Regions from separate parts of the Homo sapiens genome. Here region 2 is linked to region 1. A link is a contact called in ENCODE Hi-C or POLR2A ChIA-PET data. All regions are on one chromosome and are shown on one strand. Each heading gives the region's core, a stretch centred on a gene start or an enhancer-like site at or near the end of the contact. The rest is flanking DNA. Distances are from core to core; before and after follow the strand shown. Region 1 overlaps SPPL3 (signal peptide peptidase like 3). Region 2 holds the start of HNF1A-AS1 (HNF1A antisense RNA 1).

Region 1 (3,558 bases), core at 474-2,973:
AAATTCAAAAATGTTTAATGCCTTCAAATGCAGCTAAATACCAATTTGGATTCAGGAAGAACTAAGATTTTAATATCACGTATTTCAGCTAATTGAAGACTATTGATTTAACATTATTTTTGTGCCACCAATAAAAAAATGCTGCCAGTTATAAAATGCGCTCCAATTTCAGAGTTGTTAAAATATGAGGAAAGTACCTCTTTGACAATATTAACCTTTTTCATATCTGCCTTTTTTCTCTTCACATTTCTCTCTAGCCAGTTGAAGGGACAATTATTGCTTGTGATTGAGAACTGGTCAAATGCAGATAAACTAGGCAAAAATAAAACCATATTAATAATATAGCTAGTACTTATTAACATCAGATATACAGCCAGTTAGTCTTACAAATCTTAGCTAACAAGTTACATTAAAATGTTACTGCTCTGTATCAGTTATCTATTATCTATTGCTGTAAAACAGACTACCGCAAAACCTAGTAGCTTAATGTCACCATTTTGAAATTTTTATTGACATAATTATAGATTCACATGCAGTTACAAAAAAAAAATGCAGAGAGCTCATGTGCTCTTTGCCTGGTTTCTCCCAATGGGCAGCGTTTTGTAAAACTCTTAACAACACAATCAGGATATTGGCATTGATACAACCCATTTATCTTATTCAGATACCCCTGGTTACTTGCACTCGTATATGCACGTATGCACACACACATGTGCATGTTAAGGCGTGTACAGTTTTACCACCTGCCTGTGTTTCTGTATGCACCACCACAGTCAGGATAGTGAATGGAACTAACACTGAAAGTATCCCTTGGGTTGCCCTTTTGTAAGCATATCCCACACCTTCCCGGTGCTAACCCTCCATTCTCACTCCGGTCCCTAACTCCTGGCAGCCACTAATCTGTTTGCCATTTTAAAGTTTTGTCCTTCCAGAAATGCTATATTTGCTCATGATTCTTCAGATCTGCATTTGGGCAGGGGCTCAGTTGGGATGGTTTTGTCTTTGTCCCGTGTGGTGTCTGCCGGACTCTACCAGCACTGAAGGATCAGGATGGTCTCATTCACATGCATAGAGCCTTGGTACTGGCTTTTTGTTGAGGTGTCTAAGTGCTCCTCCCCACAACCTTTCTCATGTAGTTGTCTTCTGCTAGGCTTCTTTCTCTGTGTGGCCTCTTTCCAACAGGAGAGCCTGGACTTCCTTGCATGCCAGCTTCAGGTGCCAAGAAAGCAAAAGTGGAGCCTGCTAGATCTCTTTTCAATCTAGGCCTAAAACTGGCACAGCCTGCTTTCTGTAGCCGTCTTTTGGTTGGAGAAAGTTGCAAGGATAGCCCAGATTCAAGGGGAGGGGAAATAGACTCCCCTTCTTGGTGGGAAGAGTAGCAGATATATGCAGAGATGAGAGGCATTCTTGGTGGCCAGCTTTACAGACAATGTGGTGCACACTCCAAAGTTACAGAAATGATGGCACATGGGTCTGCTTGGATTTGTTGTAAATGCTACCTTACTTCAATTTTGAAATGTGAACTCATTTGAATTTCATAAAAAGTACAAAGGAGAATGTGATATGGTTACATAGTTTTCTGTTGCTAATGCCCATTTCAGATAGAACAGTTCTGTTGCAAGGGAAGTTGCCAGAATTTAAGTTACCAACCAAATCTAAGGATTCTCAAGGGGCCTGTGGTATTTGCAGAACAAGTGGTTGCTTGAAGTGGCTGTTAAGATGTTAGGAATGGTTCACCTCTCTCTCATTTTCCCAGGCTAGCTGTTTCTTGTGATCCTAAAATAGCAGGGGCTTGTATATGTAGTGCCAGAATTCTGTAATACCGACTTGGAGAGACCACACAGATTTCTGTCTTTACATTAAGCTTTTTACATGAAGGCATAAGGATATTGTTTTTCAAGATACTATCAACATAGAAGAGATCTTTTAAGAGGGAGAAGAGTTTTTCAATCAAGGAAATGAAACCAGTAAAACATTTTCTCAAGATTTTTCTGACTATAAAATGTTAAGCTTCCTTCGTTTTGTTGTAAGAGTGACAGCACAGTGGGTCAGAGGATAGATCTTAGACTTCATCGTCAGAATTCTTGATCATCTATAACTGTATGTATAACATCTATGACTAACGAACAAGCTTGCCTAGATTTCTTGAAGGAGAGATAACGAAAGAACTACTGTTTAGCAAGGGCTACATGCTTAGAGAGTATTTCATAAATCATGAGGATGGTTAAGGGTAGGTGTGGTTTCAAAAATAAAATGAATTTTTCACTCTGAGTTTAGAATTATATGTTATTTGGCTAAGAGCTTCCTTCTGCCTTCCTTTCTGAGTGATAACTGATTTTACAGACATTTAGTATGCACTGTCGATCTGTGGAGCATATTGTTAGACATCATTAAAAGGAAGTTGGAACAGGGTCCCTGTTTTCCAGGAGACTGTGGTCTAACAGGACAAATAAGATGTATGCAGAGAGGTAATATAATACCAAGGTGATTAACATAGAAGAGTTTCAAAATGAGGCAAGAATGTTACAACAAACTAAGCTGCCTGAACCTCATTTTTCACCCCTATAAAATAGATTTGTACTGTTTTTCTTCCATCTCTAAAGTATTAATAGTTCAGAAATGTGTGTTTCAGTTATTAGTTGGAGGGTTAGTTTTTATAAGATGTTATCAGATTCCATGTGATGATTTAAAAGATTAATTATTGTATAGTTTTGGCACATTTTACCTACTGTGTGCACACAGTTATGAACACTTGTTTTATTGTTAATGAAAAGAGTACAGAAAGGGAAACACAAAAGGTTATTTTTAGCTCTGGTTAAACTAGAGTAGTATAGGACCTTCATTTACTGGTTTTCATACTAATGGTGAAAATAGCACAGCTGATCTCTGTTCACTGTGAAAGAAAAGGAGAATGAGTGTAAGATTGCAGAAGGAGTATGGCGACGGGAGAGGAAATGCCTTCATTTGTTTTAGCAAAGATTTCTAACATCTCCTTGGTTGGCAACATCCATGGTTCTCCTCTGCTTCCCACCTCCCGATTATGAAGGTGTTTACGGGGAAGCTGTTCATGGCCTATCTCTCTTCTGGGCAGTCTCTCAAAGGGTACTTCAGAGGGCAGAGTCCCCACCAACCACCCCTACTCAGAGCCCACTCCAACCCCTGTTGGAGACAACCAAAAAGACTTCATGGACCACCGATCACATTTCACCACTCCATTGCCCATTTGTTAACCAGGGGCATAGTTGGCTTGGAACTGGTTAGCACATGATTGTGTTGAAGGGTCAGGCAGCTACAAGGAGTAAAAATGAACTGAAACATTCTCATTCTCTCTCGATTGTCTGTTATAAACTGAAGACTTAAAATTCCATCTGTAGTGGTTTCCTTTTTTCTGTATTCAGCAGATGTGGTTAACGTAAAACTGGTTCTAACTGTGAACTCGTTGGCTAGGAAGAACTTACAGGCCAAATACTATAATTTCAGGACATCATAATATTTCTCTCACAAGGTTGCTTCATAAGGATTAAAGTAGAGCACATGTGAAAATGTGTCACCCTGTAT
Region 2 (3,558 bases), core at 667-3,166, 140 kb before region 1:
CATCTGCCCACCTCGTCCTCCCAAGGTGCTGGGATTACAGGGGTGAGCCACTGCACCCTGCCTATTTATTTACTTTTCTTAGAGATGGGGGTCTTGCTTTGTTGCCCAGGCTGGTCTCGAACTCCTGGGCTCAAGCAATCCTCTCACCTCAGCCTCCCAAAGTGTTGGGATTACAGGCATGAGCCATCTCACCTGGCCAGTAATGTATTTCACTCCAAGAACAACTCATGAATTAGGAACTGTTATAATCCCCCTTCTGCAGGGGAGGAAAGAGAGGCTCAGAGAGGTTAAATGACTGCTCAGAGTCCCTCAGAGCTGGGCTTTAAGTCCACCTGAGGCAGGCGGACGGGCTGTGCAGGACAAGTTGGCAGCCCCCGCCTTAAGGAGAGTGGTACCCTCTTTCCTCCAGTGCATTTATGTTTTATTTTTATTTTTGAGACAGAGCCTCACTTTGTCACCCAGGCTGGAGTACAGTGGTGCGATCTCAGCTCACTGTAACCTCTGCCTCCTGGGTTCGAGCAATCCTCCTACCTTAGCCTCCTGAGTAGCTGGGACTACAGGCACACACCACCATGCCTGGCTAATTTTTGTATTTTTGGTAGAGACAGGGTTTCACCATGTTTGCCAGGCTGGTCTCAAACTCCTGGCCTCAAAAGATCCACCCACCTCGGCCTCCCAAACTGTTGGGATTATAGGCGTGAGCCACCGTGCCCGGCCAAGTGCATTTTTTTGTAAACCCCCGTGCAAGTTGCTTTGAGGTTGAGCAGCTTACTGCTGGGGACAGCATTCTCAAGTCCAGGCTAAACAGGGAAGATGCTGTGTGCTGTCCCTTTGTGGCTTTGAGGTTCTCCTGCTTATTCTCTTTGCTGCCTGCAGCTGCCTCTTGGTGACTTTCCCTTTCCAGGGAGCCAGAGGAACCAAGGAGTGTTGGCCCTGACTCCTGCCCCCAGCATGTAAACTCATTAACTGCTGGGTCCTCAGGCAGTTAGGTGGCTGAGCATTTGAGTCTGGGACGGCAGGTGGATTTGGTTGGAGAGGGAATGACAGAGATTGGGGAGGAGCCTCCAGAGTCTAAAGAGATAGGTACACAAGCAGAAAGTTCCAGCCCCCAGCCTGCCTTTCCCCCATGCTCAGGGGACAAAGCTGAATTAACTCGAGGTCAGGAATGGCATTTGCATTTGCATTCTTGAGAGTCACTGCAAATAAGAGCTGTAGTCATGGTGAGTGGTTAAGGCAATGGACTAGAGAACCACTGAGAAAAAAAGCGAACAGTGGCTGGGCGCAGTGGCTCATGCCTGTCATCCCAGCACTTTGGGAGACCGAAGTGGGTGGATCACTTGAGGTCAGGAGTTCGAGACCAGCCTGGCCAACATGGTGAAAACCCGTCTCTACTAAAAATACAAAAATTAGCCAGGCTTGTCAGTGGGCACCTATAATCCCAGCTAGTCGGAAGGCTGAGGCAGGAGAATCACTTGAACCCAGAAGGCAGAGGTTGCAGTGAGCTGAGATCATGACACTGCACTCCAGCCTGGGTGACAGAGAGAAACTCCGTCTCAAAAAAAAAAGAAAAAGAAAAAAAAAAAAAGGAACAGCCGGACATGGTAGCTCATACCTGTAATCCCAGCGCTTTGGGAGACCGAGGCAGGTGGATCACCTGAGGTCAGGAGTTCCAGATCAGCCTGGCCAACATGGTAAAACCCCATCTCTACTAAAAATACAAAAATTAGCTGGATGTGGTGGCGCACACCTGTAGTCCCAGATACTCAGGAGGCTGAGGCAGGAGAATAGCTTGAACCCGGGAGGCGGAGGTTGCAGTGAGCAGAGATCACGCCACTGCACTCCAGCCTGGGCGATAGAGTAACAATCCGTCTCAAAAAAATCTGAAAATTAAAAATTAAAAAGTGAACAGTTGTTTAGTAAGTGCAGTAGGTAGGCCAAGATAACTATTAAGTATGTCCTAACAAGGTAGCTGCTTGAAAAAAATAATGCACATAAATTAAAAAAAAAAAAACTATTTTCACTCATTCTTAACTTCTCGTATGGATGTACTAACGGGAGGCCTGTGCCTGTTGGGCTGTCCACAGCTACTCAAACCTTGAGATTAGATTGGACGCTATCTAATCTCATTTCCTGTTACACAATAACTTCTGCATGGCACTTGCTTTTAATCATGACAACTGCCATACACTCAGCTTTACAAAATCATGTCATTGTGGAAAGGAAGTTCCCTCCATCTAACATTCAAATTTAACTATCCTGAGCTGGTAGTTTGCAAGGTGTCCAACAGATGTCACTGTGTTTCCTTCGCAAATTCTCTAAAATAGTCTGCTGTGTCCCGGGGCATAGTAGATATTCAAGAAATGGTGGCTATGAGTTTTATCACAATTCTCTCCTACTGGGTGAGCAGCTGTTTGCAAGACTAAAATTCGGGCGAGGCACAGGCTTCCCCTTGGTCTTAGCAGCTAGCACAAGACGAGTGTCCCTTCAGCCAGTCTCAGAGCTCTTTGGCAATTCAACTGACCCTTGTCCTTCAGTCCAGACAATGCCCCAGGGCCCACCTGCATTCAAACTCGGACTGTTCTCCTTCCCACCCCTATTATCTTTTCAACTTTATGGACAGTACATGCAATTTTCTCATTCATTTTCTCATTTAACATCTAACAGCTTCATGATATCCCCATTTTACAGATAAGGAAACCAAGGCTTTAAGAGGATAGGGACCCTAATCGGCTAAGGCAGAATTAGGATTTGAACCCAGATCCCCATGACGCCAGAATCTAAGCCTTGACCAAATATGTGTTACTATTACTTTTGTTGTTGTTGTTGTTCTGGGTAACTCCAACCCTCTGCTCGTTGGCCTTGTCACCTCAGTGCTGATTTTGCAGATGAAGAGACTAAGGTTCCGAGGTGCTAGAGCACAGTGGTTAGGAACACACACTCTAGAGCCAGAGTGCCTGGGTTTGAGCCTCGTTCTGCCGTTTACTAGCCGTATGGCCTTGGGCAACTTGCTTAACTTCTCTTTGCCTCAGTTCCTCTTCTCTTGGGTTGTTAGGAGAATGAATGAGGTGATATCCACAGTGTCCAACACCCTGCAAGCGGCCAGGTGTGGTGGATCACACCTGCAATCCCAGCACTTTGGGAGGCCGAGGCAGGTGGATCATTTGAGGTCAGGAGTTCGAGACCAGTCTGGCCAACATGGCGAAACCTCATTTCTACTAAAAATACAAAAATTAGCCGGGCGTGGTGGCAAACAACTGTAATCCGAGCTACTAGGGAGGCTGAGGCAGAAGAATCGCTTGAACCCAGGAGACAGAGGTTGCAGTGAGCCAAGATTGCACCACTGCACTCCAGCCTGGGCGACAGAGTGAGACCCTGCCTCAAAAACTAAAAATAAAAAATGAACAGTGTCCAACACCTTGAAAGCATTCCGCATGACTGAACGATCACTGTTACGTGATTACCAACATGACGACCCCACTTCTCTTGGCCAAACTGAGTTCTCTTCTCTTGTAAAAACTTCTGCATATGAAGTCACCCATTCCATTTGACTCTTTAGCC

The links. Hi-C counts contacts between places; a loop is a spot of excess contacts on that map. ChIA-PET counts read pairs that join two places held with the same protein, here RNA polymerase II (POLR2A). Pooled maps may share reads with other maps.
Region 2: a pooled map shows a loop between it and region 1 (2.9-fold over the local background). The contact joins the promoter of HNF1A-AS1 here to the enhancer-like site in region 1. A Hi-C loop is called at or near these places in 1 of 168 maps with a recorded cell type or tissue (cardiac septum), 2 of 37 single-sample maps with no recorded cell type and 7 of 50 pooled maps. POLR2A ChIA-PET finds 5 or more read pairs at or near these places in 5 of 52 experiments (A549, PC-9, RWPE1 and 2 more).

The regions. Positions count from the first base shown.
Region 1 is chr12:120,833,981-120,837,538 of GRCh38, reverse strand. The region is part of intron 1 of SPPL3 (signal peptide peptidase like 3); the gene reads left to right. Among named protein-coding and RNA genes, the nearest start is that of SPPL3, 69 kb to the left of the region's middle. Within about 2 kb of position 1,723, at least 3 of the 41 ENCODE cell types and tissues checked have a DNase peak (open chromatin) inside an H3K27ac peak, as active enhancers do.
Region 2 is chr12:120,970,650-120,974,207 of GRCh38, reverse strand. It overlaps HNF1A-AS1 (HNF1A antisense RNA 1), which reads left to right and starts at 1,916. Exons shown (of 1, transcript NR_024345.1): 1 at 1,916-3,558. RefSeq lists an enhancer at 796-1,323.